Linked DNA regions of Homo sapiens: regions 1 and 2 are each linked to region 3. Evidence: chromatin contacts called from ENCODE Hi-C or POLR2A ChIA-PET data. All regions are on one chromosome and are shown on one strand. The core of a region is the stretch at or near the end of the contact, and the rest is flanking DNA. Distances in the headings are between cores, read along the strand shown.

Region 1 (3,600 bases), core at 509-3,008, 110 kb after region 3:
AAGTCATCTTTAGAAACTGCTTTTTTTAAACCTTGTAACTTGCAAGCTAAGTGAAAATGGGCTCATGTATGAGAATGTTCGTGTTAGACATTTTTTGTGTTAGACAAAAACTAGAAACAAACCAAATCCCCATCAACAGAATATATTAGAATATATTGATACAATAGAATATTACATCATAATTTTTTTTAAAAACATTACTGATACATACAACCACGTATATGAATCTCACAAACATAATGCTGACTGAAAGAAGTCAAACAGAAATGAGTACATTCTGTGTGATTTCATTTATATGATGCCCCAAACCAGGAGGAAATAATCTATGGTGATAAAAGTGAGAGAGTGGTTGGTTATCTTTGGAGGGTATCAGCAGGGAGGGGGCATGAGGGAACCTGCTGGGGACCTGAAAATACGTGGAGCTGGGTGGTGGCTACATACAGATGGAAAAATTCATCAGCTGTACACTTAAGAGGTGTCCACCTCATACCTAAGTTACATATCAATAAAAAGGAAAAAAATTTTGGAAACTTTTTTTTTTTTTTTTTGAGACAGAGTCTTGCTCTGTCCCCCAGGCTGGAATACAGTGGTGCGATCTTGACTCACTGCAGCCTCCGCCTCCCAGGTTCAAATAATTCTCCAGCCTCAGCCTCCCGAGTAGCTGGGACTGCAGATGCGCACCAGCACGCCTGGCTAATTTTTGTATTTATTATAGAGATGGGGTTTCACCATGTTGGCCAGCTGGTCTCAAACTCCTGACCTCAAGTAATCCGCCCACCTCAGACTCCCAAAGTGCCAGGATTACAGGTGTGAGCCACTGCACCAGGCCTGGAACAATTTTAAAATAATGTATTGGCTCTGCAAATGCAGCTTCAGAACAAGTCCCTTAGCTGTCCCCACCCCACCCTAAGTCACCACCCTTAAGCCTCACCCATGTGGAATTCTGAAACTTCCTTTGTAGAAAACTTTGGAAGGTGTCTGCCACATTGATCCTGGAATGTGTGTTTATTTGGGGTTATATAAATCTGTTCTGTGGAAGCCACCTGAAGTCAGGAAGAGATGGAGGGCATCCTTCAGGAGTGAGATGAGACCTCATCATACTTGACTGTCCAGCATCATCTCTGAGTAAGGGGACCAAAAAATTTATCTTCCAAACTAGGACACTTTCAAGAGTGGAAGGGGGATCCATTAATATTTTCACCTGGACAAGAGGCAAACACCAGAATGTCCCCGATGAAGGGGATATATAATGGACCTTCTTGATGTGAAACCTGCCAGATGGGCTGGAAAGTCCGTATACTGGGACAAGTATGATTTGAGTTGTTTGGGACAAGGACAGGGGTACAAGAGAAGGAAATGGGCAAAGAGAGAAGCCTGTACTCAGCCAAGGGTGCAGAGATGTTATATATGATTGCTCTTCAGGGAACCGGGCCTCCAGCTCACACCCCAGCTGCTCAACCACCTCCTCTCTGAATTGACTGTCCCTTCTTTGGAACTCTAGGCCTGACCCCACTCCCTGGCCCTCCCAGCCCACGATTCCCCTGACCCGACTCCCTTTCCCAGAACTCAGTCGCCTGAACCCCCAGCCTGTGGTTCTCTCCTAGGCCTCAGCCTTTCCTGCCTTTGACTGAAACAGCAGTATCTTCTAAGCCCTGGGGGCTTCCCCGGGCCCCAGCCCCGACCTAGAACCCGCCCGCTGCCTGCCACGCTGCCACTGCCGCTTCCTCTATAAAGGGACCTGAGCGTCCGGGCCCAGGGGCTCCGCACAGCAGGTGAGGCTCTCCTGCCCCATCTCCTTGGGCTGCCCGTGCTTCGTGCTTTGGACTACCGCCCAGCAGTGTCCTGCCCTCTGCCTGGGCCTCGGTCCCTCCTGCACCTGCTGCCTGGATCCCCGGCCTGCCTGGGCCTGGGCCTTGGTGGGTTTGGTTTTGGTTTCCTTCTCTGTCTCTGACTCTCCATCTGTCAGTCTCATTGTCTCTGTCACACATTCTCTGTTTCTGCCATGATTCCTCTCTGTTCCCTTCCTGTCTCTCTCTGTCTCCCTCTGCTCACCTTGGGGTTTCTCTGACTGCATCTTGTCCCCTTCTCTGTCGATCTCTCTCTCGGGGGTCGGGGGGTGCTCTCTCCCAGGGCGGGAGGTCTGTCTTCCGCCGCGTGCCCCGCCCCGCTCACTGTCTCTCTCTCTCTCTCTCTTTCTCTGCAGGTTCTCCCCATGACACCACCTGAACGTCTCTTCCTCCCAAGGGTGTGTGGCACCACCCTACACCTCCTCCTTCTGGGGCTGCTGCTGGTTCTGCTGCCTGGGGCCCAGGTGAGGCAGCAGGAGAATGGGGGCTGCTGGGGTGGCTCAGCCAAACCTTGAGCCCTAGAGCCCCCCTCAACTCTGTTCTCCCCTAGGGGCTCCCTGGTGTTGGCCTCACACCTTCAGCTGCCCAGACTGCCCGTCAGCACCCCAAGATGCATCTTGCCCACAGCACCCTCAAACCTGCTGCTCACCTCATTGGTAAACATCCACCTGACCTCCCAGACATGTCCCCACCAGCTCTCCTCCTACCCCTGCCTCAGGAACCCAAGCATCCACCCCTCTCCCCCAACTTCCCCCACGCTAAAAAAAACAGAGGGAGCCCACTCCTATGCCTCCCCCTGCCATCCCCCAGGAACTCAGTTGTTCAGTGCCCACTTCCTCAGGGATTGAGACCTCTGATCCAGACCCCTGATCTCCCACCCCCATCCCCTATGGCTCTTCCTAGGAGACCCCAGCAAGCAGAACTCACTGCTCTGGAGAGCAAACACGGACCGTGCCTTCCTCCAGGATGGTTTCTCCTTGAGCAACAATTCTCTCCTGGTCCCCACCAGTGGCATCTACTTCGTCTACTCCCAGGTGGTCTTCTCTGGGAAAGCCTACTCTCCCAAGGCCACCTCCTCCCCACTCTACCTGGCCCATGAGGTCCAGCTCTTCTCCTCCCAGTACCCCTTCCATGTGCCTCTCCTCAGCTCCCAGAAGATGGTGTATCCAGGGCTGCAGGAACCCTGGCTGCACTCGATGTACCACGGGGCTGCGTTCCAGCTCACCCAGGGAGACCAGCTATCCACCCACACAGATGGCATCCCCCACCTAGTCCTCAGCCCTAGTACTGTCTTCTTTGGAGCCTTCGCTCTGTAGAACTTGGAAAAATCCAGAAAGAAAAAATAATTGATTTCAAGACCTTCTCCCCATTCTGCCTCCATTCTGACCATTTCAGGGGTCGTCACCACCTCTCCTTTGGCCATTCCAACAGCTCAAGTCTTCCCTGATCAAGTCACCGGAGCTTTCAAAGAAGGAATTCTAGGCATCCCAGGGGACCACACCTCCCTGAACCATCCCTGATGTCTGTCTGGCTGAGGATTTCAAGCCTGCCTAGGAATTCCCAGCCCAAAGCTGTTGGTCTGTCCCACCAGCTAGGTGGGGCCTAGATCCACACACAGAGGAAGAGCAGGCACATGGAGGAGCTTGGGGGATGACTAGAGGCAGGGAGGGGACTATTTATGAAGGCAAAAAAATTAAATTATTTATTTATGGAGGATGGAGAGAGGGGAATAATAGAAGAACATCCAAGGAGA
Region 2 (3,253 bases), core at 754-3,253, 110 kb before region 3:
GGCCAGCAACAATGCCCACGATGGGGACGGTGGACTGGGAAGACGGCTCTGGGAAAGGAGGGGAAGATGAGGGGCCCTGACCCTGCTGAAGGGCTCCTGCTTTCCCTGAGAAGAGATATGACCCCTCATCCCCCTCCTTACCCCATCTCAGGGTGAGGGGCTTCGGCAGCCCCTCATGCTGTACATGGCATGTGTATCTCTGCTCTTCTCCAGAAGGCACCACCACAGCTGCCCACTTCTGGAAGGTTCTATCTCCTGCTGGTCTGGTCTCCACAAGCTCAGTGTCCTGAGTTTGGTCCTCGCCATCCCGCTGCCAGGTCAGTGTGATCTCCGCAGGGTAGAAACCCAGGGCCCAGCACCTCAGGGTGGCCTCATGGTCAGAGATGGGGTGGTGGGTCACGTGTGTCTTTGGGGGGTCTGATGGGAAGAGTCAGAAAATTCAGGCGCTTTGCATCTTTCATGGGACACCCTAGGACCACCCATGTGACCAGCCTGAGAATGGACAGGACACCTGGGGTGGGGAAGGGGCACAGAACCCAGACACCAGCCTGGACGCAGGCACCTGGGATAATCTCCTATTCATTGGAAAGTTCGAGTCTCTGAGCGGGGAACAGGGACTTCTGCTCCTGATCTGAGTGGAGGTAAAGTGACTCAGAAGTGCTGGAATCAGAGCCCCAAACACACTGAGTGTGAGGCAGAGAACAAGGCCTGAGAGGAAAAGTCACGGTTCCCAAGGCTGCTGCAGGGGTCAAAGGGGACCCCTGATCAGTATTCTAGGGACTGTCTTCCCCTCCATTTCCTCAGAGACGTCATTCCTTAATTGTCTAGAGAGAAGAGGGGGCCCTCAGAGGAAACTCAGGAAAACTCATGCCATTCTCCATTCAACGGAGGGCGACATTCTAGCGCTGATCCCATTTTCCTCCTCTTCTCGTGGGAGGCCATCCCCGGCGACCTATAGGAGATGGGGAAGGCTCCCCACTGCCCCTGGTACCAGCGCGCTCCAGCTTGTCCTTCCCGTTCTCCAGGTATCTGCGGAGCCACTCCACGCACTCGCCCTCCAGGTAGGCTCTCCGCTGCTCCGCCTCACGGGCCGCCTCCCACTTGCGCTGGGTGATCTGAGCCGCCGTGTCCGCGGCGGTCCAGGAGCGCAGGTCCTCGTTCAGGGCGATGTAATCCTTGCCGTCGTAGGCGTACTGGTCATGCCCGCGGAGGAGGCGCCCGTCCGGCCCCACGTCGCAGCCGTACATGCTCTGGAGGGTGTGAGACCCTGGCCCCGGCCCCGCGGTCAGCCCAGTCCCCCGAGCCCCGCCCCGCCCCGACCAACCCGCGGGGATTTTGGCCTCAACTGAAAATGAAACCGGGTAAACGCGCCTGGGGCTCTCGCCGGTCGAGGGTCTGGGCGGGTCCCGCGGCCTCAGGGAGGCGGATCTCGGACCCGGAGACTCGGGGCGACCCGGGCCGTACGTGGGGGATGGGGAGTCGTGACCTGCGCCCCGGGCCGGGGTCACTCACCGGCCTCGCTCTGGTTGTAGTAGCCGCGCAGGTTCCGCAGGCTCTCTCGGTCAGTCTGTGCCTGGGCCTTGTAGATCTGTGTGTTCCGGTCCCAATACTCCGGCCCCTCCTGCTCTATCCACGGCGCCCGCGGCTCCTCTCTCGGACTCGCGGCGTCGCTGTCGAACCTCACGAACTGGGTGTCGTCCACGTAGCCCACTGAGATGAAGCGGGGCTCCCCGCGGCCGGGCCGGGACACGGAGGTGTAGAAATACCTCATGGAGTGGGAGCCTGGGGGTGAGGAGGGGCTGAGACCCGCCCGACCCTCCTCCCGGCGCGGCTCCTCAGGTCCTGCGCCCCCGCCTGCGGTCCCCTCGCTCCTCCCGGCAGAGGCCATTTCCCTCCCGACCCGCACTCACCGGCCCAGGTCTCGGTCAGGGCCAGGGCCGCCGAGAGCAGCAGGAGGACGGTTCGGGGCGCCATGACCAGCATCTCGGCGTCTGAGGAGACTCTGAGTCCGGGTGGGTGCGTGGGGACTTTAGAACTGGGACCGCGGCGACGCTGATTGGCTTCTCTAGATATCCAATACCCAATGGGAGTGGGAAGTGGGGACGCGTCACGAGTATCCTGGAAGAAGGACCCGACACAAGTTGGGAGAAGAAGTGAAACTCAGGGGAGTGGGGAATCCCCAACGCTGCGCCTCCCCATTGCAGACGCGGCCCTCGGAGCCTGAGACCCTGAGAGCCCCGTCCGGGACCTGGGACTTCGTCCTGATCCCTCTTCTCCTACACCAAGCCTCTTTGTCACACTGTCTGCCTGAGTCCTGGACAAGGATCTGTCTGTGGAAACCAGGGAGAGACCCCCAGGCTGCGCCCAGCCCCTTCCCCTTCACTTCTCGTCCTGGAATCCCTGTCCCTGAACTGGACTCCCTGCCTCCCACTCCTTACCTCTCCTCTTGGACTCTTGTGTAGGGAAACTGAGCACGGGGAACTTGATGCCAGAGAGTGAGCTCGCCCTGGGAATGGAGGTGTAGAGACAGGGGTTTTCTCTTTAAACCTGGTGAAGTTTTCTCTGAAGGCACCGCATAGGGATTCTCATAGAGACCAGTTTCCTTTTTGTTTGTTAATACAGTAGGTAGCACAATATTGGTAATCCCTGAATGATTAGAATTCCAATTTGTAAAAGACCTGTGTCAAAACAGCATTACAATTAAACTCTCAAAGCTCCTAAGTTTTACTTTCCCAGACTGTGGATCTGTAACTCTGGGTTGTTGCATTTAAAATTATCTTCATTCCCCACCCTGAGTTTCCCTGTGTGAGTCCAGAACATCTCCTGAATATAAAGAAGCAGGGTTTGTTACTGTCTATTGCAACCGGGAGCCTGTAGTCATCACCTCAAAGTTGCGAGTGCTCCATGCAGTCCCAATGCTCTTCACCGACGCTGAAGCACTGCCTGTTTTCCTGAACTCTGCACATCCAAGCAGTGTGCGTATTTTATCTGAACACTTGGTATTTTTGTAACTCTTTTTTTTTTTAATCATAAGGAGCCAATTAGTTTTTAGGAAGTCCAACAAAATGTATTAAATACCGAATGCAAAGAACCCTCTGCCAGGCTCTTCCACTGCTTTAGAATTCTTTCTCCTGCTCCTTTTCCTCACCTCCTGCCTCTCCAGCCCTTCTGTCTGCCCCTCTCATCCCTCACACCCCCGCTCCCCTTAGTCCCCGCCACCCTGTCACTCCTGAATTGTGGCACTAACACTGTC
Region 3 (3,580 bases), core at 1,031-3,530:
CCTAACCTCTATGAACTGGAATGGACTGATGGGAGACACTCGCTGTTACTAGCATGGTATAGCTCCCTGCATAGGCCAGCACAGCAGGAAAACCTAATGTCCCTTCCAAAATGAGAAATATTTGGTATAAATGCAGAAGAGGAAGAATAGTAGCTGAGGTGAAATGAATGAATAAATGGGGTATGTAATGAGGAAAATCCAATATAACATGATCTCCTCAAAAGAGGTATAAACAAATGATGATATTGTCTTTTATCTCATTTTTACCAGATGTCTGAAAGGTTGAAGCCGTATGTTGCTGAGACCATTGCTATTTTTGGACTGCAATGGGCGAATTGATAATGACTAAACAGGACTCTGGTAATGGGCCAGTATCTTTTTACTGCTATGATTCTTCTGCTATAGGAGATCTGTGGTTGGCCAAGCAAAGGGGCTCACATTTATAATTTCACCACTTTGAGAGGCCATGGTGGGAAGATTGCTTTTGAGGCCAACAGTTGCAGAACAGCCTGGGGCACATAATGAGACTGCATTTCTACAAAATATTTAAAAATTAGTCAGCCATGGTGGTGTGCACCTATAGTGCCAGCTGCTCAGGAGACTTGAGGCGGAAGGATCACTTGAGTCCAAGAATTTGAGGTTACAGTGAGCTATGATTGTGCCACTGCATTCTACCCTGGGCAACAGAGCAAGACATTGTCTCTAAAATAAAATAATAAATAAATAAATAGAAATTATAAGAAGAAATAATGTGGTTAAAGACCAGGAAGTGATCTGTGATCCAATAAATATATTTGGTCTTTGCCCCTAGTCCCTGACAGGCAGGTCCTAAAACGCTTGCAGTCCCTCAGTGATAAGCATGATTTTAATATGGCAATGAGATGACTATGGGGTGAGGGGCTCCTAGATAGTTTCAGGATGGAGGCTGCTTGCCAGAAACACCAGCTGTGATTAGAGGATTGGAACTTTCACTGCCATCCCCATCCTCTGGGGAAGAAAAGGGGGCTGGAAGTTGAGCTCAGTCATCAATGGCCAATGATTTCACCAATCTTGCCTACACAATGAAACTTCCATAGACACCTCTAGACAGTGAGTTTTGGAGAACTTCCCAGTTGGTGAGCACATCCGCATGTCCACGTGCTGGGAGGACGGCACACCTCATCTCCATAGAGACAGAGGCTTCTGCGCTTATATCTTTCTGTAAGGCAGACACCCTTGTTTCTAGGAGGGACCTAGGGTGGACTGTGGATTCTTTCTCTGGGGCAAATAAAAATGTAGAATCAGAAAATTCAGGCACTTTGCACTCCTCATGGGACACTCCAGCAGCACTCACGTGACCATCCTGAGAATGGACAGGACACCTGAGGTGGGGAAGGGAGCACAGAACCCAGACACCAGCCTGGACACAGGCACCTGGGATAATCTCCTATTCCTTGGAAAGTTCCAGTATCTGAGGGAGGAACAGTGACTTCTGGTCCTGACCTGAGTGGAGACCGAGGGACTCAGAAGAGCTGGAATCAGACCCCCACACACACTGAGTATGAGTCAGAGAACAAGGCCTGAGAGAAAAAGTCACAGTGCCCAAGACTGCTGCAGGGGTCAAAGGGGACTGCTGATCAGTGTTCCAGGGATTTGCTCCAGATTAATCTGAGTCATGGAAAAACTGCCTTTCTTTTGTTTCTAAACAAATACCTGCAAAGACAAAAGACCACATAAATCCCCAGGTGCACAACTTTTTCAGATTTAAAGAAAAAACAACCCCCGTCTTTCCCTCCATTCCCAGGAGAAGCTCACTCTGTGGCATCAAGCTGCCTGGGTGAGCTCTCTTCTAGAAGAGTCCAGGGGGACAGGCAAGGAATGGGAGGCAGGAAGTCCAGTTCAGGGAGGGGGATTCTGGGATGAAAAGTGAAGGGAGAGGGACTGAGCCCATGCTGAGGGTTTTTCTCTGGTTTCTCAGACAGCTCCGGGGCCAAGATTCGGGGAGACATTGAGACAGAGCGTTTGATATAAAAGAAGGGGGTAAGAGCCAAGTCCCAGGGCCCGGAGCTTGGCTCTCTGGGCTTCAGGCCCCGAGGGCGGTGCCTGGGATGGGCCGGCTCAGCTTTGGGGTTTCCCGAGCTCCGCTCTCTCTCTTCCACCTTTCCCAACCTGTGTCAGGTCCTTTTACCTGGATACTCATGATGCGGCCTCAGTTCTCACTTCCATTGGGTGTTGGGTTCCTAGATCAGCCAATCAGTGTCGCCGCGGTTCCTGGTTCTAAAGTCCTCGCCGGCCCACCGGGACTCAGATTCTCCCCAGACGCCAAGGTTGCGGGTCATGGAGTCCCGAACCCTCCTCCTGCTGTTCTCGGGAGCCGTGGCCCTGATCCAGACCTGGGCAGGTGAGTGCGGGGTCGGGAGGGAAAAAGCCTCTGCGGGAAGGAGCGAGGGGCCCGCCCGGAGGAGTAAATCTGCACATATATTTAATTACAGATTACAATTACAATCAAGGCAGAAATGATCTCATTTTTACATTACAACTCTGGAAAAGGCAATAGACTGAGATGCAAGTGTGCCCCCAAGTGATGGGCAGAAGGAGAGAAGGTGTTTTGGATGCATTCTAGAACACAGGTAATCTAAGGAGAGTTGATCAAGGCCGTGGAAGAGTCCTCCAGCCACTATTGGCCATCAAAGGAGTCCTCTGTGTCCCAGGAATGGTCCTGCTTTGGTGTCCCTGGTGTGACCCATCACCCGCTGGGAACAGCCTGAGAGAAGTAGGGCCTCTGCACCAATGCTGCTGAGGATGTCAGAGCACAGGAACGAGGCCTTGGGAAATTACCTGGAAATGCGACTGAAATCTTCCTTCCTGAGGGGTCTGGGCTCTTGGAAATCAAACCCTCTCAGGTTGGGTGGCTGGACGATTCTCCTCACACTTACAATGGGACAAGGGGAACCAGGAGGCCCCCAAGGGGATCCCTGGGTTCCACACGAACTCCTCCTACCCTCATTGTGTGACAGCAGCCATGCCTCCTCCTGGGGATCAGGATCTATTACCTGTGCCTGGAGAGGAGGGGACTCCTCTTCTCACCCGCTGGTCTCTGGACACATACTGTCCAATTCCCCTGTGGCAGCTGTAATGTGTAGTTCAATGGGCACTCATTTGTCCCCTTTTAAGGGTACCCTCCTTTAGAATCCAGGACCTTCTACCCTGCAGAGTGTGGTTTTGGGAGAGAAGTGCAAAATCCCACGACAGGTGAGTTGAAGGAATGGGATATGGAGCCACATCCACTTCCACCCCTTGGTATCTGGACCCACGTGTTCTTCCTACTGAGATTACAGAACTGTAGAGATGTCTTTGATTTTTAAAATGCACCATGTCCTGAAAGATGGCACCCTCCCACCCGCAGAGTGCTTCCTGCAAGCTGGCGTTGAGCTGTGCCTATAGAAGCTCTTTTCAACATTCTTTATGGCCAGCAGCCCTTGGTTGGTGCAGATGGTGATAGGACCAGTGGGTCCCACAGCATGGCCACACTGCACCTCCTTCGCTGTCAAGTGGGTCCCCCACGAAGATACTGCACGGAGAGCAGTGCCAAGCCTGTGGA

What was found. A loop is a pair of places that touch in the nucleus more often than their neighbours do. ChIA-PET counts read pairs that join two places held with the same protein, here RNA polymerase II (POLR2A). Pooled maps may share reads with other maps.
Region 1: a loop to region 3 is called in a pooled map, with 3 times the contacts of the local background. The contact joins the promoter of LTA here to the promoter of HCP5 in region 3. A Hi-C loop is called at or near these places in 5 of 50 pooled maps. POLR2A ChIA-PET finds 5 or more read pairs at or near these places in 2 of 52 experiments (CD4-positive, alpha-beta memory T cell and activated CD4-positive, alpha-beta T cell).
Region 2: a loop to region 3 is called in a pooled map, with 9 times the contacts of the local background. The contact joins the promoter of HLA-B here to the promoter of HCP5 in region 3. A Hi-C loop is called at or near these places in 7 of 50 pooled maps. POLR2A ChIA-PET finds 5 or more read pairs at or near these places in 3 of 52 experiments (Caco-2, GM12878 and activated B cell).

The regions. Positions count from the first base shown.
Region 1 is chr6:31,570,531-31,574,130 of GRCh38, forward strand. It overlaps LTA (lymphotoxin alpha), which reads left to right and starts at 1,759. Exons shown (of 4, transcript NM_000595.4): 1 at 1,759-1,916; 2 at 2,204-2,311; 3 at 2,398-2,503; 4 at 2,751-3,600. The coding sequence starts at 2,213. The coding sequence ends at 3,163. It overlaps LOC100287329 (a long non-coding RNA gene), which reads right to left and starts at 2,173. Exons shown (of 2, transcript NR_149045.1): 1 at 2,053-2,173.
Region 2 is chr6:31,355,176-31,358,428 of GRCh38, forward strand. HLA-B (major histocompatibility complex, class I, B) reads right to left here and starts at 2,004. Exons shown (of 8, transcript NM_005514.8): 1 at 1,911-2,004; 2 at 1,513-1,782; 3 at 992-1,267; 4 at 142-417; 5 at 1-48. The coding sequence starts at 1,983. MIR6891 (microRNA 6891) reads right to left here and starts at 141; the gene lies at 49-141. RefSeq lists an enhancer at 1,447-2,070.
Region 3 is chr6:31,460,900-31,464,479 of GRCh38, forward strand. It overlaps HCP5 (HLA complex P5), which reads left to right and starts at 2,281. Exons shown (of 2, transcript NR_040662.1): 1 at 2,281-2,380; 2 at 2,472-3,580. It also overlaps the pseudogene HLA-X. RefSeq lists enhancers at 1,576-2,775, 2,053-2,347.